Linked DNA regions of Homo sapiens: region 2 is linked to region 1. A link is a loop called in an ENCODE intact Hi-C map of the cell type or tissue named here. Cell type or tissue: dorsolateral prefrontal cortex. All regions are shown on one strand. Each heading gives the region's core, and the rest is flanking DNA. Links, peaks and the distances in the headings are about the cores only. Region 1 has its middle 66 kb from the start of LINC02559. Region 2 holds the start of LINC02559 (long intergenic non-protein coding RNA 2559).

Region 1 (16,436 bases), core at 5,363-13,362:
GTGGTTAAGCTCCTTCATGACACCCTTCATGGCTCACAACACAAAAATTAGAATACAGAAGATAAATATGTTAGCTAAGGTTTCTTGACCACTGACTAGATACCAAGAGCTCTCCTAAATGTTTTATATTCATGTCCTCATTTACTACTCCCAATGGCCCATTGAGGTGGCCAGCACCCTTTTACAGATGGGGAAACTGGGGATGGCAGAGGTTACAAGATTTGCCCAAGGTCACATTGCTGAGATGTGACAGAGTCAAGACATAACCCTGCTTTTCTAATGCAGAGCTTGTGCTCTACACTATTTGGTTATCCTGTCCCTTGTTCCACAAATATTTAGCGAGGACCAGTCTGTACAAGAAGCTGTTTTGGGTGCTAAAAAGTCAAGGATGAATGAGATACAGACCCCACCTTCAAGAAGCACATTGTCATTTGGGAAAGAAATACATATAAACAGATAATTGCTAAGTTATCTGTGATCAGAGCTAAACAAGGGAACTATACACTTTTGGGTTTACTTTTTCAAAGTGCTTATATCATTCAATCTATGATTACATGTGGACACACACATACGTACACACACACACACACACACACACACACTCCACCAAAGAAACCAAGGTAGGTATTATCTGCATTTGACAGATACAGATGCTGAAGCCCAGAAAAGATAGAGAACTGGCTCAGGTAACAGACAAAATTGGTATCATGCCCAAGTCTCCAGCTTCTAGCTTGGGTTCTTTCTCCACCAGACCACCAGGAGCATCCAAACAGCCTCCTGGTGGCCAGAACCAGTCCAAATGCTGAACATTAATAAGAGATGCTACAGAGAGAGACTGCTCCATTTATATTGTTCATCTGTGAATCCTCCTTAGTTTCACTGAGAAGGACATCAAAGAAGAGAATTCTGGATTCAGTAGAGGTTGAGTTAAGTCATTGGAAGACCTTGTTGGGGTCCTTTGATCTTAGTCTAAGACATTTAGAACAAGGGCTTGTTTGGGCTTATTTGAAGGGATTCACTCTTCTTGGTCTTCATGTTTTGGCCCTGAAATCCATCAGATGGAATTTTTGGATTTGTAATCTTAATGGTCTAACCCATGAGTTTGCCAACATGTTTTGTAATTTTCACCCTTTCCTTCATATCTTCCTCCCAGCCCCATCCTCCCTCAAGCATATGCCTGTTTCCTGAATAATGAAGGATACCTTATACTCTGCAGCTTTAATCTTACCGCTATTTCTTGAGAAAATGAGTTTTGGCCTTTATTAACTGCTCAGTAACTGGGCACATATTTCCCACTGTGATCAGAACAAAAAACTAGCCTTGAAGATAAACAAGAAGAGTGTAGACTGGGGGGATGTCTTGCGGAATTATAAAGTGAGTAAGGAGGCATTCAGACTCCCCCTGAAGATGCTATTTAATTTGTGGTAAGGCTGATAGTGGTTATGCTAGAATGAACATTAGGGGAATGTTGCTCTGTGACTTAAGTGCTTAACTCTTTAAGAATGCCCATCACTGTCCAAGGTACTGACCGAGATATTGCAGAGTTCAAATTGTTGATAATTTCCAAGGCCTTTCACATTCCAGGTAGGGCATAGAACAATGTCCTGGCCTGAGAGTGGGTGTAAGTGTTCATGGCTGAAAACGCAGAAGAAGATATGAATTGAGATTGCAAGCCTGTTATTGATTCCGGTGACATTGGGCAACTCTCTCAACCTCTCAAAACTCTGTTCTGTCTATGAAGGAAAATGTGCTACCCACTCCACAGGGATAGTCAAAAGATGCAATATCATTAAATATATTTCAAAGCCTGGTTTTGTGCCCTAAAAATGTGATGATGATGATGATGATGATGATGATTATGACGACGATGATGACAGCATAAAACTTTCAATAATATTGAGGGTTGTGTGCCTGCCAAAGTTCTAATGGCTTCACAAGTATGAATTCACTTAGTTGTCATAAAATTTCTTTATATTATTTGGAGATATTATTATGCTCATTTTATAGATAAGGTACCCACAACACAGAGAGATTAAATCATTTTCCCAGACTCACCCAGTTAATGGAGTACATCCCAAACACATTGTGTATAGTTATTATCGTGAAAAAAATAAAAGATCATAAACACATATTTTGAATTCCCGCCTGGAGCCTCAGCACTGCCCAGAATGGGATCCTAGACTTTCATTCTCTCCAAAGGGGAGCTCCATGACTATTTCCCAAGACTAATCTCCATGTCAGACATGAGATTGTTCTGAAACAGTTGCCCTATCCTGTCACCTTCACAACTTGAAACCCTCAATGACAATCATCCTCATAAGACCATGTTCAAACACCTTAGCCTGGCATCCAGGACTACTCAACATAGGACTTTTCTCTTTAGATGCTTCCTTCTCTCCTCAGTTGACATTCAAGGCACCCCAAATTTCTCCCCACTCTCTGAACATGCCATGACTTTCCTACTGCACGGTCTTGATGTTGTTTCCTCATCAGGAATGCCCTCCCTTGCCTAACAGTATAACTCCTATTCAGCCTCAGGAAGTCTTCTTTGATTTTTTGCTTCCTCCCTTGTGCTTCTAGATCCTAACACTTTAACTATTGTTAGGAATGTCTGTCCTTTTTCCCTCAGAATTTCCCACTCAGAGAAATTCTAAGGCCAGGCATACCTTATTTATCTCTCTATCCAGAAAACTTAACTCAGGGATTGTCATTTACATGTATGTATGTTTACAAACATATGTACATTTGTTTATATGAAAGGATGAATGTGGCTCTTCCCAGAAGGAAAAGAAGGGAGGTGTTAGAGACTTTTCTTTATGAAAAAGATTAAAAATAGCACCATAGTTTCAGATTTAAAAGGCTGTGCTTAGCAGTTGATATCTCAGCACAGAACAACAGAAAGCTCTAGAGCTTGAAAGCTGGTAGTTTCAAGTTGAACGTCTTTCTCTGCATATGCCAGCTGTGACCTGGGAAAGCCTCTTCCCATCTCTCAGCCTCAGTTTCCTGGTCCGTAAAACCAAGACGATCATATTCTACTTGGTGGGATCTCTGCAGAGAGCAAATGGGAAATTGGAATCAACTCATGTTTCTAACAATAGAAGAATAGATATAATGGAATATTATGCAGCTGTAAAAAATGAACAAACTACAGGCACACACATCAGAGGAGAATGGGTATAATGGAACATTATGCAGCTGTAAAAAGTGAATAAACTACAGCTACACACATTAATGGGGATGAATCTCAGAAACTTAATATTCATTCAAAGAGATAAATCCCATAAAAATCCAAAATATATAAGTCCATGTATATAAAGTTCAAGAACAATCAAAACTAATGCTATATTGAGAGACAGGAGAGCATAGCCATTATGGACTCTGGGGCCAAAAGTGGGTTCATGACTGAGTATTCCCTTTTTCTAGCTCAGTGACCCTAATGAGTTACCTAACCTCTCTGTACCTCAGTTTCTTCATTTAAAGAATGTCGAAGATAGCAGTGGTTCCTACCTCAAAGAGTTGTTGTGAGGATTAAATGAATTAATATATGTAAAATACTTAAAAGAGTACCTGGCACAGAACAAACACTATGTAAATGTTAGCCCTTATTATTATTTTTGACTAGTTGTTGTTATTACCTTTGTGATTACTATCATGATTTAGGAACATATACAAGATGGTTAAACTGTATGAAAAACAAGGGAATGATTAAAACAAAATTCAGGGTAGTGATATGTTTTAGAAGCTTCTAAATTATTAATAATGTTCTGTTTCATGAGCCAAATAGTGGGTGCACAGATATTTATGTTACTATTATTCCTTAACTGTATATATAGATTTTCACTACTTTTTTAGGTATGATATATTTCCCAGTAAAATTTCCTAAAGATTAAATGAAATTAATTATTGAAAAGGACCAACATCATTCTTTCCCCCCCTCCTGGCTAGAATCTCCCCTTTTCTGCAGGCCTTTGGATGATGTATTTTCCTTCACAAAAAGAGCCTCAACCTTCTGGAGGGGAACTGATCTGTTCAGCAGGCTCCCCCATTCATCATCCCCCAAGAAGCGTGTTTTACATTCATCTGCAGATGAAGATAAAAGGGTGGTGTGTTGCCCTCTTTAAGATTGCTAGCAGGATAAGCGTGAAGAGGAAGGCTTTCATATTTTACCCTAGGCTTTCCAGCAGTTGCCTTCCCCAGAATTGAAGAAGCTTGGCTTGCTTCTCAAGTGCTTGTTGAGAAGCAAAATGCCCAGGGAAGAATAGAAGATTCTGAACTCCAGAACTGCAGCATCTCTAGGCTAGATTTTATCACCGATGACATCGCATTTTACTGGAGCAGCTTGATGTTCTAGAGATTTGCCCAGCATGCTTGGTGGCTGTTATTTCACTATGGCTTTTGAGCTCAAAGGCTTTAGAAAAATAATAATGGTAAGAATTTATTAAGCATTTTCTATGTACCAGACTCTGGGCCAAGCATTTTTTATGCATGGTTTTCTGTAATTCTCAAACAGCCTTATAAAGCACTCACAGTTATCTCCATTTTATTGCTATACAAACAAAAGGACAGACAGGTGAAGATATTTACCCAAGGTCACACAATGAGTGGGAGACAGAGCCAGGATTTGAATAAAAATTCTTCTTTACACTCATAATTTCATTTGAATCATCCAGCATTCTGGCAGAGGGGAACTATTCCCATCCATATTTAACAAATGAGTAAACTGAGTCCCCATGAGATGAAGTCACTGGCTAAGGAGACACAGCTAGGAGGTGCTAGGACTCCATGTGAGTCCCATCTGAAAGGCTGGAACACTCCTCACCTTGCCTTCCTTTTCCATTAGCAAGAAAGAATTTCCTATGAACACACACTCAAATCACACTACACTCAAAACAGTGCATGAGGAAAGATCATTACCTTGCATGTAGAGTTTGGGCAGAATTGCCTTGAAAGTCCCAGACCAGAAGAAGAATGGCATCAGCACCAGAGTGGGCAGAGAAGACATTAGAGGATGTGAAGTGGGGTCTGCAAAGGCCATGAGCAGGCACAGGACACTGGTCCAGAAGTGAGAAAATACACAAGAATTTCTGGGGAAAAAAATCATTTGGCAGGGACATGGCTAAGAGGTAGAGGTAATAGAGTAGAAGAAGTAAGCACAGGTCATGAGGGGCTATTTGCAAAATGTCCTTGAGTAGATATGATTCCTTAGTATCCAAATGCTGGGTACTGTAAGGCTGTAGTGGGTCCCATTTGCCCTCCACTCCCATCTTCCCATCCATCCATCCATCCATCTGTTTATTCATCTATCCACTCAGAATGTGAGCTCCTTATGAACAGAAACCTTACTCATTGTGGTTGCCACTGTATCCCTAGTAACTGGAAGAGAGCCCAGCACAAGATAGGCATTGAAGAACTAATTGTCAGATGAATAAATTAACTCTTCTATTGAGCAAATATGTGCTAAGTACCCACCAGCCATCTCAAGAGGAGAGCATGGTGCATCTTTTTGGGGCTTGTATTCCAGTGGGAAGAGACAGATGACAAAGATAATAGATTGATAAATATACATCATGTCATATAATTGACACAAAAGTGGGACTTTGTGTAGTTTTCTCTAAAAGAAAATCCTGAGTGGAAGGTTCAAGGGGAGGTCATTTATTTAGGAGGTTATCCAAGAAAGCATCATTAGGGAGTGGGAAATTGAGACAAGAAAGAGAAGAAAGCCAGTCAAGGACATGATATTGAGTGGGTTTTCCTGTGGGCAGCTGAAATTCAATTCTGCTGGAGACCCTTGCAGAGACTTCAAAAAACATACTTTATATTTTCCCACCAACTGGGCATGGGAGCTGGAATAATTTCCACGAGCTCTTGCCTCTCCTGGCAGGATATATATGTATGTAGGGGCATGGGTATATTTTACATGATGTGTTCAGAAAAAAGTCTCTCTGATAAGGTAAGACTTAAGAAGAGATAACAGAAAGTGAGAGTAAGCTGTGCAAATATTCAGGGGAAGCACATTCTAGGAGGTGGGAAGTGCAAGCACAAAGGCCCCGGGGCAGGACTGTGGCTGGTATGTTCAAAGAATTGTAAAGAGACCAGGTGCTGGTTGAAATGAGCAAGGAAGATAGAGATAGTGGAGGATAGATCATGCAGGGTCTTTGCAGCTCATGGTAAGAATTACAGCTCTGTCTCCAAGTCAGATGGGAAATTATTGGAGAAATTCGAGTGGAGAAGTGACATAAAATGTTTCATTTTTGAATGATCCTGTTGGCTGCTATGTGGAGAACGAATGCTAGGGACAGAGATGGAGGCAGGAAGAACCAAGGGGAAGCCACTACAATAATCCAGATTTGACATGATGGCAGTTTAGACCAGAATAATAACAATGAAAGTTTTAGCAAGTCATCAGAGTCTGGCTGATTTGAGAAGTCTGGATTTCCTGATGGAGTATATGTACAGAGTGAGAAAAAGGAAGCAGCGAAATGAACTCCAAGTAGCTGGAAGGATAGGGTTGTCATTCATGAGACATGGGAGGTGCAGGTGTGCAGGGGGCTGGACACCTTAGGCTGGATGCCTAGTAGACATCTCCAGGTGGAAGATGATGAGCAGGACTATATAGGTTGGAGCTCGAGGGAGAGACTGAGGCTGGAGATATACATATTTTATATGGGAGTTTTTGGGGTAGAGCTTGTAGTTAGTGCTAGGAGACTGGATGAGACCCAGTCTGCATGAATGAGTGTACACAGGGAAGAGTCCAGAGTCCTGAGATTCTGTGTAGAGTGTGTAGAATTCAGCCAATGAGGGGGAGCCAGGGAAGGAGATGGGAAGGGAACAGCCACATAGGGAGGAGGGAAGCCAGTAGCATGCTTATGCTAAGTGGCTTCACTTGAAGCCAAGTGAAGAAAACATTTCTAGATGAAGCAAACAATCAGTTGTAACAAATACTGTTGATTTAGGTAAGATGAGCCTAAGAATGGCCCACTGGATGTGGAAAAATGAAGATTATCAGTGATCCCGACAGCACAGGTCTCAGGGCACCCTGACTGGAGTGAATGCAAGGGAGAATGGAAAAGGAAGAATTGGAGAACTCTGGATGACTCTTGAGTAACTTTTTTTCTGAAGGCAACAGATGGTGGCTGGAGTGGGATGTGGGTCAAAGTTCTTTGTTGTTTTTACTTGTTTTGCTTTAAGAAGGGAACGTTATGGTAAGTTTATTTGCTGATGGGAATAATCCAGTAAAAAGAGAAACACTTATGATTTGGGAGAGAAAGGGATTGATCACTGGAGTGATGTGGCTTGATGGGGTGTGGGAAGAGGAACCCAGAACTCCCATGGATGAGCTGTCAGCATCGACAGGCATTCATGGGACAGGGAGAGGACAGGTACATGAGCTCATCTGGGGAAGGTTGGCAGGGTGAGTGTGGCAGAAGTGTGGCATGGGGCAAATAACCCCTTCCTGTTTTCTTAGGGGAAAGGAAGCAGGGACATTAACCAAGACTGAGGAGGAAGAGTTGGAGAGTTGAAGGGAGGGTCGTGAAAGTTGTCTTGCAGCTGGGATCATGGACTTGCAATAGGTTCTGAGCATACATTTAAAGTGATACCAGCTGACCTGGGTGTTTTTTGTCTTCCAGCCATTTGTATCTGTAGAGACACAGGTGTGGAAAAGATCAGCACTTGGATTCAATCTGGGTTGAAGTTTTGCCAGGTGAGTGTAAAGGAGGAAGAAGAACAAGAATATTAAGATTGAAAGCAAAGAAGTGAATACGATAATGGGCATCTACCTGCCTTTCCCCACCTTTCTTTCTTTGTCTCTACAGCTCACTTTCTACACACACACACACACACACACACACACACCCTAGAGGGGACATGGAGAGAGGTATTTGTAACTTTTAGAAATATGACAGAGCTATCAGCTATGTGACAGCTCCATAATTGTGAAGTAGGCTGCATACATTTTGATCCGAACGTGACTGTTGCAATTGTTCTGCATCGGTGTATCATATTTTTTTCCCATCAAGCCAAAGAACAAAAACAAAGAAAAACTGTGTCTGAGAAGGAGGAAGTCAGGAGCGACAACTACAAAACTAGAAGTGTGTGGCTGAGATGCTTCTCTTCATTCCCCCAGCTCCATGTGCCTTTAAAACAAAGTACCAGGTTCTCAAGGGATCATGAATGATTCTTTTTTCCTCTCATCCAAATGCCCGTGAGTTCCTCCCCTTACCCTTCAGAGGCATAAATCTCAGTGGGGCCAATTTGGGACAAGCCAATTCTCATCAGTGTTTAATTCAGGTACAAGAAAATTGCTGGACTGCAGGCAGAGGGCAGGAAGCTAAATTCAACTGGGAGGTGGACAATGGCCATTGATACTAGTGGGAATGTTAAATCTTATTGGGAAAGTCTCTTAATTATGTGATTCAGCTCTTAGATAAAGGATTATTTTTAAGCACAAATAGCTTTTTCTGTAATAGCTGTTCCTTTTCTCAGGCAGAGAGCCAGAGGACAAGAGATGTCCCAGTGACCCATCTGACTCGAAACTCTGTGTGTTCAGCAAGGCATAGCACAACTGCCCAAAGCAAGGGACCAGGGGTGGGGGTGAAGGGTTGGGTGTGGGGAGAGAGTTGCTGCTCTGGAGCCCAACCTCTATCTGTTGTAAATGGCTGAACAGACACTTGCAGAAGGAGAGATTTTGAGGGTCACTTGGAAAACCTGTATGGATTGTTTAATAATGTCTGCCATAAGAACAGAGGTGGAGAGCAGTGGTACACATACCAAGTATCAGCCATTTGTAATCCATAGAAATCTACTGTAGGAATTGATTAGCAATGTCTGCCATGAGCATAGAAGTGGAGAGTGGCAGTACATATGCTGTATATCTGCCATTTGTGAACCAAGGATGTTTTTGTGGAAAGCATATCAGTCCAGCTAGATGGCAGTGTGGCTCTAAGTCAATAGGGTAGAGTTTCAGTAGACCCCTGCCAAAAGATAAATCCAAATCCTACTTTGCCCGTGTATTATACAGTGACTTTAACCAAATGACTACATCTCTTGGAGCTTCTTTTTTTCTTTCTTTTTTTTTTTTTTTTTTTACATCTGTACAATAGAGGGAACAATCACTATGTCATTGGTTGTTGTGAGAATAAAACAACTATTAAAGCCCTTGGTGTCTTGTGAATTTTGATATGGGCTTAAGATATTGTGATTGCGGTTATAATTATTTCTATTATTAATTGCTGATAAAATGTCAACTATGTGCCAAGTATTTTGTTTGGCGCTTTTATGTATATTAACTTATTTGTTTCTCATAATAGCTCTGCAAGTTAGGTACTAATCACAGTCTCCATTTTATAGAAGGGGAAAGTGAGTTTCACAGAGGGTAGGTGACACATGCATTGACACACAGACAGCAAAAACGGATCCTGGATATAAATCAGGATGGAGAGATTCCAAAGCCATTGTTTAAATCTCTACCTGTTGCTCTCTTAGCAGTACCAGCCTAAGAGCCCAGTTTTCTGGGTCTGATCCCCCGTTCTTTTGAAGACCTACTGTGTGTCTTGAGGCAAGTCGCACTTCCACATGCAACTCAGTCTTTACATCTTGGAAAGAGACAGTTGGAATAGACCCATGGTTTCTACACTTTGTTTGTTAGAGTTCCAAGAGTCTGAAGAGTTTCCCTGGGATGGAGGAAGATTTGTATACCCTCCTCCACTCAAACCTGGGCATCTCTCATTTGCTCTATTTTCTATATCAGAATTCCAGGTATGATTTAATTTGGAAAGGGATCCTGCTGCTACAAAAAGTTTGGAAACCATCTCCTTAGATGATGGTAGTTGTCACTTATTCATCATCTATTATATGCCAAGCCTTTCACATATGCTGTTTACAACCTGCAGTAACAAAACAAGGTAAAACATTATTATTCACATAATTTTTCAGGAAAGGAAACTGAGATTCAGAGCAGTTCAATCCCTGGCTAAGGTCACCTTGGTAGTTGTGCCAAACCAGGGAGTCCAATTCAGATCTCTCTTGATTTGGAAGCCCATAATTAAACCTTCAGGCTGCTGAATCACATCTCTTATTGAAGGCAGTACACAATTAGTATTATTTCATTATCAGGAGGAGAGGCATTCCCAGACATTAATAGTCCAAGTAATGGCAGTGAGGTCAGCTGAGATGTGTTTGGATTCCTCAGCCGTAGATCTCTACAGCCGCCAAGGGCGGTAACCTATTTTCACAAGCAGTGTTCTTCTTCTTTGAGAACTATCCAAACATAATGAGCATTAGTTGCAATGCAGAACTGAGAAGGGGATTTCGCCAGCCGAGACCGCATGCCCAGAAAACTTTTTTAGTCTTTTGGGAGCATCGCTGGCAAACATAATTTGAAAATCTTTCTCTTCAACATGCTGCCTCCTGTCAAAGAATAGGATTCTCATGCATATTTCATCCTGTTACTTTTTAATTAAAAGCTATCATATATTTATTTTTCAGCTGCTTTAGAGGGAGGGAATGTAAGCCTTCGTTCTATAAACATTTGTTATGCCCCTTTGAGGTGCCACCCTTTTAGTGGACGCTGGGACAGGCCAAGATGAGTGCACCACAATCCCTCCCCTCAAGGGCATTGCGATCTGGTTGTCGGGGGAGGGAATAGATATGAAAATTAAGTATAATAAAGGATGTCAAATGCTGTGATTGAAGTGTATTCATTGGGGGCATTTCTAACTGGTGCCCTCTGAGTCAAATTCAGCCCTTTAGCATATTTTGAAGTCATCATAAATATCAAACTTGTGGCCAAGAATCATCAGGAAGCATCTATAAGAATCTATAATAGAGGTCCACCCACACACACACACACACACACACACACACACACACACACACACACAATCAGAAGATCTGGAAATCCCGGGACTGTATTCCCACAGGGCCACCATTACCTGGAGTTGAATAGTGGCAACTCCCCACTAGAAGAGCTCAATTCTTCATTTGGCTTCAGTCACCACCACTCCCTATTGCTGCACCAGGTCTACTGGGCTTATTTATGCTGCCTCCCTGGCCTCTGGATGGTTTTAACTTACAACCTTTGATAGGAGCATAAGATGAAAATACAAAGGAGTCAGTGGTTACTTCTACGTGGGCGAGAGCCGAGAATGGCTTCAGAGAGGTTACCATAGAACACGTCGCTGCTGTGGAACCACTGGCCCCGACTTGCTGTTTCTCAGATTTTGCCCTGGGCTACACAGCCTGGGCTCTAACTCCAGCTCTTGTCTTTAGGTGAATTGCTTCTTCTCTCTAGACCCCAATTTCCTCATGTTTTATAAATGTTGATTTCTGGTAGAGGTAGGCATTCAAAAAAATTTGTTCAGGGAAGGAAGAAAGGAAGAAAAAGAGGGATGGAGGAAGGAGTTGTATCATCCTCTCAGACTTTCCGTGAGAATCAAACAGGGCATTATGAACATGCTTGCAAACTTTGAAGTAATATTCACATGTAAGGTGTTTTTATTCTTTATTTTTATTTTTTTGAGACAGGACCTCACTCTGTTGCCCAGGTGGGAGTGCAGCGGTACAATCATGGCTCACTGCAGCCTCAACTTCCCTGGCTCAAGTGATCCTCCCACCTCAGCCTGTTAAGTAGCTGGGACTACAGGCACCCACCATCATGCCCAGCTACTTTTTGTATTTTTTGTAGAGACAGGGTTTTTCCACGTTGCCCAGGCTGGTCTCAAACTCCTGGGCTCAAGTGATCCACCTCCTTTGGCCTCCCAAAGTGCTGGTTTTACAGGCATGACCCACCGTACCCAGCCAGTGTGTTTTTAGTGTCATAATTACATTTCCGCAGTTTTCAGAAAGCATTGTGTGGAATCACGGAACAGTGAGATTCTACTTTAAAAGCATGGATTATCAAAGACATTTTGGAAATAGAGTTCAACTCAATTATTATTATTATTTTTACTGCAATATTTGTTGGAGCCTTTATTATACCTTAAAATGCAGTATGCATTCTCAACAGAGAAAGATTTCCCGTGGGTTTCTCATGCCTGGTTAGCTGGGGAACTCATTTTTCACAGAGTGAAGGACAGAGGTTTTGTGGAACATACTTTGAGAAATGCTGAGCTGATTTAATGCATGTGGACATGGGTCCCTAGGGGAAGTGACATGCTCATTATCACATAAAGAGAGAGAAACAAACACTATAGACATTGATGCTGAATTTTAGTCCACTGCTCTTTGTTGATAGTGTCTTTTTCCAGTGATTCTTTCCTGATGACTACCATTCTCTGTTGATAATGTCTTTTTCCAGTGATTCTTCCCTATTGACGATCATTCTTCTCACCCTTTAGGCTGATTTTGGGCCTCCTGTTGACCCCATAGCTCCCCACTCCTCTGTACTTCCTCCAGGCCAGCATTTAACAGATGGATTGTAGTCCACTAGGTGATAATTACCGTGAGGTCAGATTGCCCCTGTCTTATTATGTCTGTCTTGTACATTACTAAATCCTCATAACCTAGCACGTAGTCTAATCTAATATATGTGTATACTCTTAGGAGTATAGTGCCTGATACATATATTTTCTCTGTGTCTCTGATACATTTTAGATTCATTTATATTACTTAATATATAGCTATTAGATTGTCTAGATAGATAGTATATATACCTAGATGGTTAGAACCTAATGTATATCTAATATATACTTAGAAGATAGATACATGGATGGAACCTTATATGTAATATATACTCAGATAGATAGAATATAATATATATCTAATACATACTCATGTAGACTGATAGAGAACAGATAGATGGATGGAATCTAGTATGTACTCAGATAGATAGATAAAGGATAGATAGACAGATAGAACCTAATATATATCTAATATATACTCAGATAGAGATAGATGGATAGAACTTAATTTATATCTAATATATACTCAGATATATAGAAGATAGATGGATAGAACCTAATATATATCTAATATTTACTCAGACAGAGGATAGATAAATGGATAGAACTTAACATATATATATTATATTCATATAGCTGGAAGATAGATAGATGGATAGAACCTAATATATCTAACATATCCTCAGATAGATAGAAAAGAATGAAAGGAAATAATAAAGAACAAATTTCTCTTCATGGTTGTGTTTCCACATAAAATTTGAAGATGTAAGATCTTTCGTGAAGCAGCCAAATAATTCAAGAGGTGAGGGAAAAACAAAATTTTTATGCCAATTATCTGACAAACAGCTTGTCTGGATGTTTGTCCGACTTCCCTTCTGGGTCTGCTGCTTCAGTGTGCTCCAGCAGACACAGCCTCGCTCTGTTCCAAGCAAATTACCCTCCGAGTTGATCACACTCTTGCAAGCATGATGGAATTTTCTGTTGCTTCACAAAGTGTTTCCACAAAGTTTGCCTTTGATTTGCCTTCCCAAGGCTTCGCAGCCTCCCAGCTTCTCCCAGAGTTGTTCCTTTGATAAAAGTGTTCAGTCTTTCTGGTTTCCGTTTTGCTCTGCACATTGAAAGGCTATGGGGAGGCAGATTTTGCTGGAAAATGAGAGGCATATTTCAGCCCATGGGACCTGAATTTCATGGTAGCTGCAGGCTCCTGGTTCTGAAGTTGGCAACTGAGTGTCTGCAGAGAAACCCACGACCTCAGGCAGGAAAAGACAGCAGTGGATATGTCCTCGCCATATTCCAGACCTAGAAACTAAGAATCAGACAGGGAAGGGGCCTCTCCCAGTCTTCTGAGATTACATTTCTCTGAGGCAAGAGGGATTTTGTATTTTTTCAACATTTCCCCTTAGATTTTTGTGTATGTGTGTGTATGATGGTGTTTGTTTACTTGATTGTTCTTTGTTTTGTTTGTTTGTAGCCACAATTTCCTCAGCTCTGCCTTGAAAGAGACAGTATAGTATAGCAGTTAAAAGCATGGCCTCTGAAGTCAGATTGCTGGAGTCTAAATCCTGGTTCCACTAACTCTTCTGCTGCGTGACCTTGGGCAAGTAAAGCAACCTCTGTGATTCAGTTGCCTCATCTGTAAAATGGAGGTAATCATAGATTGTTGTGTGGATTAAATGGGTCAATTTGTGTAAAGTGCTTAGAACCTAGTAAGGACTATAGATGTCCTTGCTACTTTTATTACTCATAAATGTCATTATTTTTCTAATACATCCTGTTTTAAGACTCACTTACATTGCATGTTCAACATGTTTGCATGAAAAGCTTCTTTATATTTTAGAATAGAGTTTATATATAGTTCTTTATCAGCATCATGGTTACGTGCATTCATTCAACCTAACACATATTCACAGGCTTACTAAGGGCAAGAACTACCCTAAGCAGAGGGTACCCAGCAGTGAACAAAACAGACAAAACTTCTATTCTATTGGCCCTTACATTCTAAGTCTTACATATAAGCAAACTAGTATTACCCTCATTAGAAAGCTTATTCATTTAAAAATACTTGTAGGGAGCTTATTGTATTCTAGGGAGTGTTCTGAGAATTTTACAAATAGTAACTCATTCAGTCCTCATGACAATAATCTCAATATCATTTCTATTCAGCAGAGAAGGAAACTGGGTCGCAGAGAAGATAAACAAATTGCCAAAGGTCATACAATTATTAAATGGTGAAGATACCCTATGTAACCTTCTTCCCGATTTGCCCAGTCATGACCATAGGTCTCAGCCTTCAGTTTGATTTAATTAGAGCTGATGAATTGGCTAAATTGTCATTAACCCGGCCTCAGTGTCAGCACGTTTACTGAGCATGTTAGCTTGGTACCGATCTTAAGCCATGAAGTGGTTTGTCTACCTCTCACATATTAACTTGGTGAAAGTAGGAAAATATCTCTGCAAAAAATGTCTCTGATTCCTGAGACAGGCCCTAATTAGAGAACAAGGGAGTGGGGTTCAAAACCCCTTGGTCATCCTTCAGGAAACAGCCCACGGGGCATTTGAGGACAAAGTGTGCTTGTATCCCGCTGCTAATGAGACCTCGGCGGTTCCAAGGCCAATCCTCACTCTGGTCCATCAGTGAAGAAATCCTGACCCCAACAGAGGGAGGGCACAATGCAAGGTTTCTCAAGAGTCAGTTGCAGGGCTAACAGCTGAAATCATCTCCTGACTCTCTCTCCAACGCTTCTTCCATGGAGGGAGGGAGTAGGCATGTGGAAGAAGGAATGGAAGGCAATGAGGGAACCGTTCCTCATTTCATGAATTCTTGTTTGCTCACCACATCCCCTTCCCTTCCCTGTGAGATCTCTCTGAGCATTGTTTTTTAATTCACTCAATCATTTATTTTTACTTTTATTTATTTTTTTGAGACGGAGTCTTGCTCTGTCACCCAGGCTGGAGTGCAGTGGTGCAATATCGGCTTGCTGCAACCTCCGACTCCCAGATTCAAGCCATTCTCCTGCCTTAGCCTCCGGAGTAGCTGGAATTCAGTCATGTGCCACCCTGCCCAGGTAATATTTGTATTTTTAGTAGAGACGGGGTTTCACCATGTTGGCCAGGCTGGCCTTGAACTCCTGACCTCAAGCAATCTGCCCGCCTCAGCCTTCCAAAGTGCTGGGATTACAGGCGTGATCCACTGTGACTGGCCTCATTCACTCAATCATTTATTCATTCAACAAATATCGGTTGAGTTCCTGTCCTGATGGGTGAGATTGATCACCATAAAGCAAAATGAGGGAAGCATCAGAGGCTTTGGCAGCCTGGAAGAGGTACCTGATCCAGGCTGGGAGGCTCAGGAAGGCTTTCCCAGGTAGTGATGTATTTAAGGAGGGATCTTAGAGGATGAAGGGCAATCAGCCAGTTGATGCGAGAGGAAGCCAGCACAGAGGGATCCACCCGTCAAAGGCATGGAGATGGCAGGGTGACAGGGCACTCGCAAAGAACCAAGAGGAACCAGTCCGCCTGGAGCAGAGGGCTGGGGAGAGGCAAGGCCTTGAGTTGAGCAGGCCTCAGGGGCCACAGCCTACAGGCAGAGCACTGATGTGGGAGCTGGGGACCCAGTGGCAATTCCTGTTCTGCCTCTCAATCCTTTTGGACAAGACTGTACCCTTTAAGACCTCAGTCTACACATCTGTCAGTGGGTGCACTGGACCCATTTGTAATCTGTAAGTTCCCTTCCCACTCTGACATCCTAGACTGAATTTCTTATTCTGGCTTCAGAGGCTTCAGCAGCCTCCTCCCTTGTCATGCCTGGATAGCAGAACAGCCTTTCATAGAGCCTGGCCTCTGGAGTCAGGCAGGCCTGGATTCAAATCCCAGCTCTGCCACTATCTAACTTAAACTCTCCAAAGCTCATTTTCTTTATCTGTAGAATATGAATACTAACATACCTATGCACAGAATGATAGTACGAGGTAACTGTACTCATGCAGGTCAAGAATTTAGCAGGGAGCTGGCTTCTGGTCTTCACAAATGGCAGCTCTT
Region 2 (16,436 bases), core at 4,385-12,384, 63 kb after region 1:
GCCAGGGGCAAGGTTCCAATGAGAAAAGGAGGCAGACACACACAGCTCACAAGGCTTAGGTTTACATGACAGATCAATGCAAATTTGAATCTAATTTTCTCTCTCACCCGAGGGTCTCAGTCTCGTATCCATAAAATGTGGACAGCAATATTCAGTTGAACTACATGAAATGCCATTTTTGTGGGTCAAAAGCTGTTGGTAGTCAAAGGAACTGACAATAGCAAGTGTTGGTGAGTATGTAAAGAAGCTAGAACTCTCATCCATTGCTGGTGAGGGTGCAAAATGGTGTAGCTACTTTGGAAAACAGTTTGGCAGATTCTCTCAAAGTTAAACATAAACTTGTCATATGACCCAACAGTTCTACTCCAAGAAATCCATCCAAGAAAAGTGAAGGGATATGTACACACAAAGACTTGTACACAAATGTGTACAGCAACAGTATTCAGAATTGCCAAAAAATGGAACTAATCCAAATGCCCATAGACCGGTGAATGGATAAACAAAATGTGATACATCCATGTAATGGAATACTATTCAGCAATGAAAATGAATGAAGTATTTGATACATGCACCGGCATGAATGAACCTCAAAAATATGCTACATGAAAGAAGTTAGACACAAAGACCATATATATTGTGGGATTCCATTTATATGAAATCTCTAGAAAAGGCAAATCTGTAGAATCAGAAAGCATATCAGTGGTTGCCTACAGCTGGGGGTGGGAAGAGAGGACTGACTGCAAACAGGCAAAAGAGATCTTTCGGGAGTGATAAGAATGTGCTAAAACTGGATGATAGTGATGTTTGCCCAAGTTTCTAAATGTACTAAAAATCATTGGATTGCACACTTAAAATGGATGAATTTATGATATGTAAATTATACTTCAATAAAGCTGTTTTAAAAAGTCAAATACAGGCCGGGTGCAGTGGCTCACGCCTGTAATCCCAGCACTTTGGGAGGCCGAGGCAGGCAGATCAAGAGGTCAGGAGATCAAGACCATCCTGGCTAACACAGTGAAACCCCGTCTCTACTAAAAATACAAAAAATTAGCCGGGCGTGGTGGTGGGAGCTTGTAGTCCCAGCTACTCGGGAGGCTGAGGCAGGAGAATGGCGTGAACCTGGGAGGCGGAGCTTGCAGTGAGCCAACACCGTGCCACTGCACTCCAGGCTGGGCAACAGAGCGAGACTCCATCTCAAAAAAAAAAAAAAAAAAAAAGAAAAAGAAAGTCAAATTTTTGTGGTTCAACCAAATTATTTGCTTATGGGGGTTTTGAGGTTTCAATCTACAAAAATACAATTAAATTTCTGTTTGTGACCACAATGGTAGACAGGTGTGATAGATTGCTAAAAATGGCTCTAATTCTCTGCCCTTTCCCTTATCCATACCCTTGGCAATGTGACTTTGCAGGTCCTACCATCAAGAAATGGGGAGTCACTAGACTTGCTTTGACCAATAGTATGCAGTGGAGGAGGCTGGGCGCGGTGGCCCATGCCTGTAATCCTAGCACTTTGGGAGGCTGAGGTGGGTGGATAGCCTGAGGTCAGGAGTTGCAGACAAGCCTGGCCAACATGGTGAAACTCCATCTCTACAAAAATACAAAAATTAGCTAGGCATGATGGCAGGTGCCTGTAATCCCAGCTACTCAGGAGGCTAAGGCGGGAGGATCACCTGAACCTGGGAGGCAGAGGTTGCAGCAAGCCGAGATCGGGCCATTGCACTCCAGCCTGGGCAGCAGAGTGAGACTCTATCTCAAGAAAAAAAAGAGAAAAGAATGCAGCGTAGGTGATGGTGTGCCAGTTCTGAGTCTAAGCCTCAAGAGACCTTGAATATTTACTCTTTTTCTTCTTGGAATCTTGCCACAACTAAGAACAATTCCAAGTTTGCCACAACTAAGAGCAATGTAAGCTAGTTCACTGAAGCATGAAAACCACCTGATCCAGCTTATAACCAGTCTGCTGCTGCATATGTGGATGTGGTCATCCTAGAACAGCCAGTCCTCAGCTGACTTGCCAGCTGATCACAGGTGCAACAGCAGGTCCAAAGTCATCTGACCTTGGCCCAAATCAACAGAACCATCAAATTGACTTATAGATTCATGAGAAATAATAAATTCTTGTTGTTTTAAGCCCCTAAGCTTTGAGGGATAGTTTGTTATGCAGCAATAGATAGCTAATAGAGTTGGGGTTTTTTTAATTTGTTTTTTCACCACTTTTGAAAGGTTTGTTTGGAATGGCCTGGCTTAAAATATAGGTGGTATAAATGAAAGCTTTTCTGGGAGCATCATGAGTTACTGCAATCAGGAAGGACATTGTATGTTCTAAGATGATGCAGTGGAGGAAATGGACAATGGCCTCAAATAGGAACCCCAAATTAAAGGCCATAAACTGAGTTGCAGATGCTAATTTGTGATCCGGTTGCATCTCACACAGGTAACTCTTAGAGGCACCTCTAGGGTGAGTTACAGTAAGGATTTATTTATTTAACAGTAGCTAATGGTTCTTCCAAGACATGCCAGGGAGCCAAGCTGGAATATTAAGTAAATTAATGGCATACAGGAGGTACTCCGTGTCTTTATACAATTTTCAGAGAATGGAGAAGAACAGATTCTAGAAGCACTAGACGCATTTAAAAGCCTTCATGACAGAGTTTAGAGGCTCAGAGTCCAAACTTCTTTGACTTCACAAGTTAATAAAGAGGTTGGTCCAAACTTTTTCTATGGCTTATATGGCTGTGTTCAGGATATTTAGTATTACCTAAGTAACGTATTCATATGGGTTTGTTTCCAAGAAATCCCCAACTTTGATTTTTCACCACTTTGGTGTATTGAGAGAAGATCCTTGTCTAAAAACCCATTGCCTAAAGGAGGAAGACAATGCTTTGGCTTGTCTGGTCCTAGATTGAGCTGTCCAGTGTGGCAGAGCCAGATATGGGCGTTGTCATTGTGGGTGGCTGCTCTGCTCCTTCCCTGTTATGAACCAAAAGCTTGTGGCCTTCCCAATTTATACCTTGAAGCCCCAACCCCCAATGTGATGGTATTAGGAGAGTAATCAGTTCAAGAGGGTGAAGCCCTCATGATGAGATTAATGCCCTTACAATAAGAGGCACAAAGTGTGTGTGCTCTCTCTCTCCCTCCTCCACCCCCCTTTGCTCTGCCATGTGAGGACACGGCAAGATGATAACCATCGGCAAGCCAAGAAAATGGGCCTCATCAGGAACCAAATTGGCTGACACCTTGATCTTGGACTTTCCAGCCTCCAAAACTGTAAGAAATAAATGTGTATTGTTGAAGCCACCTAGTCTATGATATTTCATTATAGCAGCCCCCATGGAATAAGACACTCTCCTTGCCCCATATTGGGGGAGCAAAGAGAAAGGATGAGGTTTTGGCTTTTCTAAGCCCTTGGGTACAGGTCTTTATTCTCTGGCTGTTAGAGAAAATCTCCCTTACTTTTCCCATGGGCAAGCTGACAAAAGACAAACCTAGGGGATTATCAGAAGGGAGCAATGGAGATGCTATCAACTCCTGTCTTTAACAGATGGAATTTTTTCACATCTCTGGTCAAAATAACTAAAATTCCTTAGAATTTTAGATGTGGGGGTGGATCATTGAATTACTACCTCCGGAACTGCGAGAAAAGGAAACTGTAGGGAAAAGAATCTTATATGGACCCCATGCCCATACCAAATGACCAACCCAGGCTCAGAGAAGTGGACAAGAATTTGCGTAATTCCTGAAAAGGGCGATGGATGAACCTCAAAAGACTTGCTTTGGATTGTTCTTTTCTGAAAACTGGCTGTGTGGCTTTGGGTGAGTCACTATCCCTCTCTGGGCTTGAGTTTCTTCATCTGTAATGTGGGGGCCATAAACCTGCCTTCTTCGTAGGCTTGATTAAAAAAAAAAAAAAGCAAATGAGATTAAGGTTGGCCCTTTTGCACAGTCTTTAAGGGGTGAGCTGTGAGGAATGGTGGTCACTATAGCTTCAGATCTTCTGCCCAAGAGAAGCCCAACCTTTGTTCAAGCCTTCTGAAAACTGCCCTGTCCTTTACTACCCATTATGGCTACCTTCTCTAGTTACCTAAAAGATTACTCTCCCTTTTGGAGCCCCTGAATCTTGCAGCCTCCTGCTGGACTCTGTCTAAACCAATCTTCACCTACTGGACGTCTATTATAGGTAAGACCCAGGAGAGATGGAATGAACAGCAGGATGCAGTTCTTATCCTCAGGAAGCTCAAAGCCTAACCAAGAAGGCAAGACGGGTACAGGTGAAGAGTTATTAGCTCTCGCTTCTGCATCCTCAGGGTTTTTCACATTGAATTATTGTTTTGTAGCCTTCTCCTCTAGAGCAGTGGTTCTCGAGTATTGCTATGCATCACAATCACGCAGTGGGACTATTATTTACAGATTACAGGGTCCCACACCCAGAGTTTCTAAATTAGTAGATAGAGCCTAAGAATCTACATTACTAATTAGTTCCCTGGTAAGCTCATGCTGTTGGTCTGCAGACTGCACTTTGAGAACCACTGGTCTGTATTCAGAGTTTTTGAAGACAGGTGCTGTGTCTTAATTGTCTCAGGAGTCTTTGTCTAACATTTGTTTTAAACTTACTCTTGTTACAAGACCCTCCTCAAATATCTTCTTGTCCTGGAAGCCTAAAGTGACTCCCTACACAGAGGGAGTAGAACTGTCTTGTGGTTTCTCAAGCACAGCTCTCTATTTTAATGCATATATGAAGCTGTCTTTCATCTGTGCAGATGTTTGCTCTGCCAGACTGTGAGCTCCTTGAAGGTGGGGATTTTGTCTGGTTGTTTTTTCCCCAGAATAAGAATGCTGGGTATATACATGTCTAGATAATGGTTTAGATGGATGGATAGATGGTGAATGAATGGATGAGTAGATGTATGGATGGATAGATGGATGGACATGTGAATGGATGGGTGAGTGGATGGATGGATGGATGGATGGATGGATGGATGGATGGATGCATGCATGCGTGCATGTACGGGTGGACAGATAAATGAATGGGTGGATGGATGGATGCATAGGTGGATGGATGGAGGGATGGGTGAGCAGATGGATGGATGGATGGATGGTTGGTAGGTGGATGGATGAATGAATGGATGGATGGGTGGCTGGTTGGGTTGATGGGTGGACAGACTGAATAAATGGCTATAGTACAAAGCCATAGATGGGAAGAAGTATATGTTAATAGAGAGAACTTGAACCCTTAGACTTCATTTGTTGCCTATTTGGGGGAAGGTGGATAATGAAAGGCAAAACAACCTCTCCTGAGGGTTGACTCTCTGCATTCGTACTCTGTGCCCTGTCCTTTTGGGCCTTAGCTTCCCCCTTGGGCAAAAGAGGGGAGCTGGATGAGACAACCACTAAAAGTTTTTTACATTTTGAGCTGAAATGATTCTTTTTCATAAAATGAAAAATAATAGCAAAAGCCACCATGTAGTGAGACTATGAATGTGAAATTAGCACATAAATCACTTGGTACAGTTCCTGGAAGATAGTAAACAGTTAACACATGTCAGGTATTTTCTTCTTCATTGTCATTATTGTCACTCCATAATGAATCTAGGTCTTTACCAATATGAATCCCTTCAGTAACTTCACCTCTGTGGTTTTGAGAAATAGCTGGTATCTTAACAAAGTCTATTTCAGAGTAAAGAACACCATCTAAGGATAAGGAGGGTCATTCCATAATGATAAAGGGGTCAATTCATTAGCAGGCTGTAACAATGATAAATATGTATTCACCTATTACAAAACTTCAAAATATATGAACCCCAAACTGACAGAACTAGATGCAGAAGTAAGCAAATCCACAATTATAATCAGAGATTTCAGCATCCCATCTAAATAATTAATAGAACGGTAGACATAAAATTAATAAGGGTTTAGAGACCTGAAAAACATGGTCAACCAACTAGACCTAATTGACATTTATGGAACACTCTACCTAACAATGGCAGAATACATATTCTTAAAGTGCTCATAATATGAGCTCATATTATGGGTCTTACCTTAAAATATGGAATATTTTACTAATACAGGTTATATTATGAGCCATAAAGTATGCCTCAATAAATATAAAATGATTCAAATTATACAAAGCATATTCTGTAACCACAATAGAGTTAAACTATAAATCAATAACATATCTGGAAAATTTCTAATATTTAGAAACCAAAAGCAAACTTCTAAATAACCAATGGGGCAAAGAAGAAATAAAAAAATTAAAACCTATTTGAAATAAATTTCAAAGTACAATATATCAAAATTTGTTGCATGCAGCTGAAACAGTACTGAAAGGAAAATTATAGCATTAAATGGTTATGTTAGAAAAATAGAAACGTCTCAAATCAATCACTTCAGTTTCTACCTTAACAAACCAAAAAAAAGAAGAATGTCAAACCCAAAAGTAAGCAAAATAAGGGAAATAATAAAGATCAGAGCATAAATCAATAAAATAGAAAAAAGTAATAGAATCAATGAAAGCAAAGCTAGTTATTTGTGAAAAATTAATAAAAATGATAAACCTCTAGCCATAATTATCAGTAAAGGAAGATATAAATTACTAATATCATGAAGGAAAGTGATAACATCGCTACTGATGCTATAGATATTAAAAGGTTAATTAGGGAATGTTATTAGTAACATTACGCAAATAAACTCAACAACTTAGGTAAAATGGACAAATTCCCTGGAGAATGCAAGCTACAAAAGCTCACTCAAGAAGAAATAGGTTGCCCAAATAGCCCAGTATCTTTAAAAACTTGAATTTGTAGGTAAAAACATTCCAAAAAAGAAAATTTCAGATCCAGGTGAGTTCGCTGGTAAATTCTACAAAGCATTTAAGGAAGAAATAATACAATCAAACACAAATATTTTCAAAGCATAGGAGAAGAGGGAACTTCCCAATTTATTCTATGAAGCCAGCACTAGCCTGATACCAAAATCAGACAAAGGCATTACAATAAAATTTTAGATCAATATTCCTCATAAACTTAGACACATAAATCTTTAACAAAGTTTTAGCAAATCAAATCCAACAATACATAAGACAAAATATATCTTATGATCAAGTACAGAAATGCAGAGTTGGTTTACAACTTGAAAATCAATAAATGGAATTTGTCATATAAGAGACTTTCTTTAAAAAGGGAAACAAAGTAATCTCAATAGATGCAGAGAAAGTATTCATTAGATGTTGAAAAAAATCAACATTTATTCCTGATTTTTTTTTAAAAAGTCATCAATCCAGGTGTAGAAGGGAACTTCCTCACTGGGTGAAATGGCTCAAGCTTGTAATCCCAGCGCTTTGGGAGGCCGAGGCAGGAAGGTGGCTTGAGCTCAGGAGTTTGAGATCAGCTTGAGGAACATAGTAAGACCCTGTCTCCACAAAAATAAATAAATAAATAAATATTAGCCAGGCATGGGGGTGCATGCCAGTGATCCCAGCTACTCAGGAGGCTGAAACAAGAGGAATGCTGAGCCCAGGAAGTTAAGGTTGCAGTGAGCCATGCTCGCTCCAGTGCACTCCAGCCTGGGTGACAGAATGAGACCCTGTTTCAAACAACAGCAGCAACAACAACAAAGAACAGAACTTCCTCAGCTGGATAAAGGGTATCTATTAAAAAACAAACAAACAAACAAAACCCTACAGCTAACATCATCCTTAATGGCAACAGACTGAATGCTTTCTCCTTTAGATGAGGAATAAAGCAAGATTGTCCGGTCTTATCATGTCCATTCAACATTGCCCAGGGCAACGAAGCAAAAACATATAAATTGAAAAGGAGAAAGTAAAACTAACGTTATTTGCAGAAGGCATAATCATCTCTGTAGAAAATCCTGAGAAATCTATAAAGATGCCACTAGAAGTAATAAGTGAGTTTTGCAAAGTCAGTACACAAAAATGAACCGCATTTCTATAAACTAGGAACAAACTTTTGGAAGTTGAAGTAAAATAATCTACCACAATAATATGAAGAATATGAAATACTTAGTGACAAACTTGCAGGCGTTATTCAAGATCTGTACTCTGAGAACTATGAAATGTTGCTGAGAGAAATTAAAGAAGACAGAAATAAATGGAGAGATAAATTGCATTTATGGGTCAGAACACTTGGTATTAAGATGCCAATGCTCCCAAACATTGATCCATGGATTGAAGGCAATTCCAGTCAAAAACTCAACAGACCTTTTTGCATAAATTTACAAGCAGATTATATAATTAATTTGGAAAATCAAAGAACCTAGAAGAGCAAAAAAAAAAAATTGAAAACAAAGAACAAAAAGGACCTACACTGCTTGATTTTAAGATGTATTATAAGGCTACAGTAGATAAAGTAGTATCAGTGTGGTATTGGCATAAAGATACACAGATCTGTGGAATAGAATAGAGCTGAGAAATAGACACATACATATATGATTAATGGATTTTCAACAAAATTACCAATTTAATGGGGGAAAGGAAAATCTTTTCCTTAGGTGATGCTGAAACAATTTGATGGTCATATGCTGAAAAAAACCCACCATATACGAAAAAATTACTCTAAATAGATTATAAACCTAAAAGTAAGAGTTAAAAATACAAAATGCCCAAGAGAAAACATAAGAGAAAATCACTGTGGTCTTGGGTATGGCACAGGTTTTTAAAACATGAAACAAACACAAACTATAAAAGAAAATATCAATTAGTTGGAGAAAATCAAAATTTAAATATTTTGCTCTTTAAGAGACACTTACAAAAATGAGAAAGCAAACCACAAACTTGGAGAAAATGTTTATAAAACACATATCCGACTGGGCGTGGTGGCTTACACCTGTAATCCCAGCACTTTGGGAGGCCGAGGTGGGCGGATCACCTGAGGTCAGGAGTTCAAGACCAGCCTGGCCAACATGGTGAAACCCCGTCTCTACTAAAAATACAAAAATTAGCCGGGCGTAGTGGCAGGCGCCTGTAATCCCAGCTCCTCGGGAGGCTGAGACAAGAGAATCGCTTGAATGCAGGAGGTGGAGGTTGCAGTGAGCCGAGATTGCACCGTTGCACTCCAGCCTGGGGAACAAGAGCGAGACTTCATCTCAAAAACAACAACAACAACAACAAACATATCCAACAAAGGTTTCTGTCTCAAGAATATATGAAGAACTCACACTATGCAAAAATTTAAAAATATGAAAAATGAAAAAAGAATTGAACATACTTATTAGTAAAGAAAATATATCGATGGCAAATAAACACATGAAAAGATATTCAACATCATTAGTCATTAAGGAAATGAAAATGAAAACTGCAATGAGATACTACCACCACAAGCCCAGTAGAATGGCTTAAATTTGAAAACCTGATTATCCCAAGTATTGGCAAGGATGTTAAGTGGTTGAGACTCATACGCTACTAATGGAAATGCAAAATAAAACAGCCAATTTGGATAACTATTAGGTAGTTCTTTAAGCAGTTACACATCCACCTGCCATATATATAACAATTTCACTCCTAGGTATTTACCTAAGAGAAGTGAAAACATTCACCCTCACAAAAACTTGGGCAAAAGTCCTTGTAGCAGCTTTATTTGTAGTAACCCAAAAGCGGGAGCACCCTGAATGCCCAACAATAGGTGAGTGGGAAGACGAATTGTGATACAGGCATACAATGAATACACTGGTGTCTTGAGTTTTCTGATCCGTCTAGTGGGTGACAGTACCTGTTTTCTTTTCCTTTCTTTTTTTTTTTTGTTTTTTGTTTTGTTTTGTTTTGTTTTGTTTTTTGGAGACAGAGTCTCGCTGTGTCACCCAGGCTGGTGTGCAATGGCGCGATCTCAGCTCACTGCAAGCTCCGCCTCCCGGGTTCACGCCATTCTCCCGCCTCAGCCTCCCGAGTAGCTGGGACTACAGGTGCCCACCACCACGCCCGGCTAATTTTTTTTGTATTTTTAGTAGAGACGGGGTTTCACCGTGTTAGCCAGGATGGTCTCGATCTCCTGACCTCGCGATCTGCCCACCTCGGCCACCCAAAGTGCTGGGATTACAGACATGAGCCACCGAGCCAGGCCGGTACCTGTTTTCTTGACAGCATCGGACTGTATGGGAAATCTGTCTGCTATCAGAGAATTTAAAATGTAAGCACTTCCAAAGGTAAGTGCTGAGGTCTTTTTAGACCCACCTTTGTAATCATCACACCCAGAGTCCATATCTTCATACTGATTGAGGGATTCAGTCTCATTTCCACAGATTTGTGTAGTTTTAAGGAATATACCATATACCTTAAGAATATAAATAAATATGGTTACTTACTTATCTTCACATCTCAAGCTTCATACCTTTGCAAAATGGGGAAAAAGGGGGGCTCTTTGACCACACTCAGGGATTTGGGCTTGGGAAATATGGTCAGTAGGCTTGATTTGGTTTCCTACCCTACCTTCTCTTGGTGTGTCTTTTTATTCATTTTGGATTCCCAGGAGCATGATGCTATCTCTTCTCTTTGACTTTATTTAAGGAGAGGTAGTGTATTCCTAAATTATAAGAAAATATGGATTCAAAACTTAGTTCTTCTACTTACTAGCTGTGTGACCTTGAGCAGATTACTTAACCTCTCTGTACCTGTTTCCTCATTTGGAAAATGGGAATAAGCAGAGTACTACCCCCTGGAGCTGTTGAAAGCATGCAAAGCTCTTAACATTGGGCCCACCCTAAGTGGACAACAAATATTTGTTATTCTTAGTACATGAACCCAGTTTCAGGAGAGGGTCTGAAGGTCGGATTCATCTTATCACTCAGTGTTATAATGGTCACTCTCAATAGATGACCACCCAGACAGAGGTTGCATTTTAATATGGTCTTGTTACAGAAAATAGATTCTAACTGGGATTTGGGGCATGATTAAATTGGTCTGGGGTAGAGGAAGGGCTGGGAGAAGGGCATTATTGTCTAGGACCAAATTGTGTCCTCATGACAATGAAGACTATATGAGAGACTCATTAAAATCAGCATTTTTTGCTAAAATAGAATAAAAATATAAAGAGTTTTAATAAAAAATTTAAAAATTTGCATCTTCGAGCCAGGATCACTGGCGTGCCCCTGTAATCCCAGCTACTCGGGAGGCTGAGGTGGGAGGATCACTTGAGCCCAGGAGTTCGAGACCAGCCTGGGCAACACAGCAAGACCTGTCTCAAAGAAAAATAAACAAAATAAACAAAACCAGCATCTCTGAGGGGCAGCCTGGGAATCCACATTTTAAGAAACTCTCCAGACAATTCTCATTTCCAAGAAAGTTTCAGAATCCCAGTCTAAGGCATATATATCAGAATGTATTTTTTTTTCACTATCTCTTGCTATGACATTCTTGTATTTCTCTCTCCTCAATTTCTTTTTCCTACTTTTGTGTATGTTTGGGCAAGGGGTGGCGGTGGGGGGGGGGATTGACCCAAAAAGTCCTTAATTACCTGAAAATTTTTTTTCTTATTTTGTTCTTTTTAGGACTTGTATAGCTGCATTTTAAAAAATTGTTATACCTTGGCAATAATATATATGTAGAATTGTATATTCTGCATCAATTAACATTATGCCATATGTATTATCTCATCCTGATACATTTTGTCTCAGGCCTTCTCTTCCTCACCTCTTGCTTCTGCATTCAGGTAACTACTCAGTGTGGACAGATAGATGCATGCCTGTGTCCATGTTCATACCATCCTACTCAAATATAGACAGATTGCATGTTTGAAAATTTGACATATTTTGGTTTCTCTTACTGTATGTATTTTATAAGCACTCTGGTATATTTTTCTTGAAAGCTAAATGAATGAATAAACAAAACTAAAAGAGATATGGTTGGCCTATGCCTGTGCTTAAAGCTTCACATGAGATTTCTATAGTGGAGAAAGTTGCTTTACATTAATGAGGATCATATTTACTCTTTTAGTCTTACCTGCAATTATTGGGTGAACTCAGGTCTCTTTAGTTCATTACCCCATTAGTGCCTGTCAATAACGGAGAATGTGCCTGAAATGCTCAAGTGGCTGGGAGCTTTGGAAATCTCATCTCTTCTAACGGAGGGCAGCTCTGGCTTGTGCAGTGGGGAGCTTGGATCCTGGTCCTGTGGGTCACTGCAACTCGGGTCTCTCCCTGAGCCTTAATTTCCCCAACTGTAAAAGATAGCTATTAGGCTAAAGCAGTATTTCTTTCAATTTGCCCTGTGGGCCATCTGCTTCAAAATCACTCACACACGATTTAAAATGCAGATCCCCAGAGCACACTCTAGACCTATTGAATCACAATCTGGGGTGGGGCCCAGGAACCTTCATGCTTAACAAGTCTCACAGGTGGTTCTTATGGATTATTACAGGCTGAGCATCACAGTTTTGTGGTTAAATATTCTGTGTGGTTGAACTCCAAACTCCTTTCTATTCTTTGTCAGGCAGAAAGCGATTGGCCTGGGCTGGTTAGCCTGGTTCTCATCTCCATGCTCAAAAGCTATGTCAGGCTCCTGGGAAGGGATGCTATTGATACCTGGCTACTTGCCTAGCTGCTGTGGCCTCCCACAGGTCATGGACAGGAGCCACAGCAACCACAGCTGGCCTGCCCCATAATAGCTCAGACCTCAGGAGGGCACTCCAGCATTGACTGGGCATCCAGTCTACAGAGGGTACACTGGGATCTGTCAAGCCTCCTCTTACAGTCCTTAGGGGGACATGCCTTTCTTCCCAGAGCCTGAGATTAAAGCTGAAATCCTAAGCATCCAACATATATCAGGAACCCAGTGCAAGTTTAATGAATGCATACAGAATACCGAGTGAGTGGTGTACTCTGGGGTGGATAAAATAAGGAGTGTGGGGTGGGATCTTATGTGCAAGCCAGATAGTGGTGGCCAATAAATACTTGTTGAGCAAATGTATGTCACTAAGTGAAATTCAAATACCTGGTGCATAGTAGGTATTATAAATGCAGCTATAGTAAGTCAATTTAATATCTGCCCCTGCTTATCCCCCATATGCCTTCAGCCCTTAACATTGCATTGTGCTGACCCCTAACTGTTATATTTACATGTCTTTGGCTGAAGGCCTTCTCTACTGCCTGCAAGCACGGCAGCCCGGAAATCCTCAGGAATTGGCTCATGACCTCCAGCAGTCCTGGAACCAAGAAGTGATTGAAGTTGGTGTATAAATACCCCAGCTCCCTCACTCCTCAGAAGGATAACTCTGAAACAAACACACTATACCATCTGTAGGAGTCCCCCAGTGGAGTGGAGCCCCAGATGCTCATGGAGGCCATTTGCTTGATAACACGCACTGTCTTTGGCTCCCGTCCTGTTTTCTCTCTCACTTCTCCACTCCCCTACTGATATTTTCCAAGATCACCTCCCAAATCAACCACTTGCACTCAAGTGGTCAGCTTAGGTCAGCTGCTGAGGGACCCATGCTAGCCTTAGGGTCAGCTGCTGAGGGACCCATGCTAGCATGACTGTTGAATTAATGAAGGACTAAAGATTTAATGAACAGAGGTGGAGGGCTAGCATACTATATGCTTAAAACATAGGAAGCCTTTGTGGGAGGTTACTGAATGAATAGCATTCAACAAATGCGTAGAGTTCAAGGTAGATCCCTATAAATCTTGTACTTGAATTTCTGGTACAAAAAAAATGCGTTTTGAAAAAGTGAATGAATGAATGGTCATTGAAAAGAGTCAAAGGCTAGAAGTTTATGCTTTGGTACATAGTGTTCAATAAATGCTTTTTGTATGGATAGGGAAGAAAAAAGGAGGGAAGGAAGGAAAGAAGGGAGAAAGGGAGGAAGGAGGGAATGAAGGAAGGAAGGGAGGGAGGGAGGGAGGGGGGGGGGAGGGAGGGAGGAAAGGGAAGAAGGTGTCTCAGAGGCTTGGAGCTTGAAGTAGCCAGGCACTGAGCATTCATGAAGTGGCCTATAAAACCCCCCATGGTCTGGTCCTTGCTCAGACCACAGGTTCCCCTTGCACCACTCATTCCCTTTTTCATAACACTTCACATCAGCCTCCTTTCAGCTCCAAATCTTTACAAATTCTGTTTCCTTGGTCAGGAATGGTCTCTTTTTAAGATGTGTCTCCTTACACTTAACTAAGTCTCAGCCAAGAATTTGCTTCCTCTAGGAAGCCCTCCCAGAGTTCTCCATTATGTCACACGTATATGTAACTATAATACCTCCTGTATCACCTGGTATTTCTCACTTATGTAATTAGCTGCTTAATGGCTGACTCTTCCCAGTGGAATGAAAACTCTCTTCCATGTTCTCGGGGCTCATCACGGCACCTGGCACATAGTAAGTGCTCAATAAATATTTGATGAAGGCTCAAGTGAGTGATGCAGCCATAGTGCCTGGTCTGGCTTTAACCTTAGATCTAGGGCTTTCCTGGGAAGAGCCGGGCTTCCAGAAACTTTCATCTACAGGCATGCTGTTCCCACTCCCACAGCACCCCAAACCAGCCAAATGGCAAAATGCACCCAAAATCTGGGAAAAGCCTTCAACAAATCATCTTAGAATAGTTACAGCTTCTGTCCCAGCCAGCACTGTCACAGGCAGCTTAATTATGGTCATTAGGACCCACATTAAAACATGATTATAACATAAAATTGAAATTAGCTGTATAACACATCCAAATTTTTCGGTATGCTTATTGATTTTCCTCCTCTATTAATCAGAGGGCTACAGTAAATTCAGATAGATCTGGTATAATTAAAACCGAGCCTGTAAATTCCAGTGAAAACTCTAATTAGCATCTGTCTTTTGTTAAGGATAGCGAGGTGGGAATGTATATTTTTCCGCGAAACATAATCAGGGCTTTCATGTTTCTTTCCTGGATCTTTGGTGGGGCAGGTTGTCATTCCTTTTTAAGAGGAATTTAAAATTGGTTTGAAAAAAGATGCAAGTCATAAAGACATCTAAGAGATGCCAAAATAAGAAGTGGTTGGTTAAAAGAAAAATGATTAGTCGAACCGGGTGATTGGAGGCATGTGGATGAAACAACCAATTGAATTGTTCTCTTTTCAGTATGGTGGAGTGGCTTTGAAATCAGACAACTTTGAGTTCAAGTCTGAACTCTGCTATTTACTACCTAGGTGATATTGAAAAAGTGCTGTTTTACCTAGCTGAGCCTCGGTTTCCTCATCTGTGAAATGGGGATAATGATAGAACCTACCCCATAAGGTATTTGGAAGGATTAATGAGATTACAGTTTTTTCAGCTTGTAGTAAAATATTGATAATTAGGAGTTGCTACCATCTTCATCATCATCACCACCATCATCCACACCACCACCATCATCTTCATCACTATTTACATCATCATTATTATTTTCATCTAATAAAGAGAAAACTCAATGCTTGTCATGGCTTTAATGAGCTTCATGGCATAGTGAAAACATGACTTTGAATTCAGGTAGCCTTCCACTCTGTGCCACTCATAAGCTATGTGACCTCATACAAGTCATTATATTTCTCTAAATCTGTTTTCTCATTTGTAAAATGAGCACAGCTTTCAAGAGGATGTTGAAGAAGTAATGAGGAATGTTGATTATGCCTGGCATGGAACAAGTCATTTAACCAATGTTGACTCCCCATCTCCCATATCCAGTCCTGTATCCTCAACAGACTGCTTAGTTGGTGGTATATCTCAGGCAAGTACAGAATATAAAATAGTCTCTGGGTTTCTAATCACCAGATGTCTTTAAGAGGCATCCTGTTGGCTTTTCAGTACTGCCTCCTATAAGGCCAGTGTTCCATTGTCATGGCTTTAGTTGCTGGGGAGTATTTATGTCATCATAGAAGGGATTGTAGAGCTCATCACACATTCCACCTGCTCCCCTGCATTTCTCAGCTTTCTCTGTGGCCAGAGTGAGGTTGTGTGACTACTTCTATCCAATAGACTATGGACACAAACATGGCATTTCCATTTGGAGAGAGGGAAAGAGCAGTGGTCAGAAAGCCATCACTAGAGATAACAAAACTGCAGAATGGGAGTGACAGATTATCAAGTCACTGCAGGGAAGACGGTTGTCCTGGAAAGCAGCTGAAATTCCACAGGACTTTTGTGAGCGAAAAATAAACCATTGTTGCATTAAGCAACTCCAGTTTTGAAGTTTGTTACAGCGGCATACGCTAACCTATACTGATTAAAACAATGATGATCAATCAAGTCCATTTATCTGATTGTGGTTCTTGCTCTGAATGCATTAGTGGGTTGGTGGATACTGCCCTCTCAGGGGCTGATGGACTTACTTCCAGAGCAGATTTTGGGTAGAGCAGATGGAACCTGGAACTCCTGAGTCCAGAGATCTGTCATGACACTCGTGCCCTTTTATGCAATCTGAAGCTGTTCCCTTACAGTTCACATGCCTTAAATAGCTGAGAGGAAGGAATGTGGACAGCCCAAACATCAGGGGCCTCAACTGGCTCC

What was found. A loop is a pair of places that touch in the nucleus more often than their neighbours do. Peaks named below come from ENCODE experiments on the same cell type or tissue, not always from the same donor. Only the 100,000 strongest peaks of a DNase experiment are listed, where the experiment ranks them.
Region 2: it touches region 1 in a loop (9-fold over the local background); 2 of 110 quality-filtered maps call a loop at or near these places.

What each region holds. Positions count from the first base shown.
Region 1 is chr22:26,077,686-26,094,121 of GRCh38, forward strand. No RefSeq gene overlaps it. Among named protein-coding and RNA genes, the nearest start is that of LINC02559, 66 kb to the right of the region's middle. In dorsolateral prefrontal cortex, for the core only: a CTCF peak has its summit at 8,931; no DNase peak of the experiment used is centred there.
Region 2 is chr22:26,142,129-26,158,564 of GRCh38, forward strand. It overlaps LINC02559 (long intergenic non-protein coding RNA 2559), which reads left to right and starts at 10,023. Exons shown (of 3, transcript XR_938105.2): 1 at 10,023-10,149. LOC102724801 (a long non-coding RNA gene) reads right to left here and starts at 12,281. Exons shown (of 4, transcript XR_938106.3): 1 at 11,942-12,281; 2 at 10,433-10,526; 3 at 10,178-10,277. In dorsolateral prefrontal cortex, for the core only: no CTCF peak of the experiment used is centred there; no DNase peak of the experiment used is centred there; H3K27me3 peaks cover 357 bases.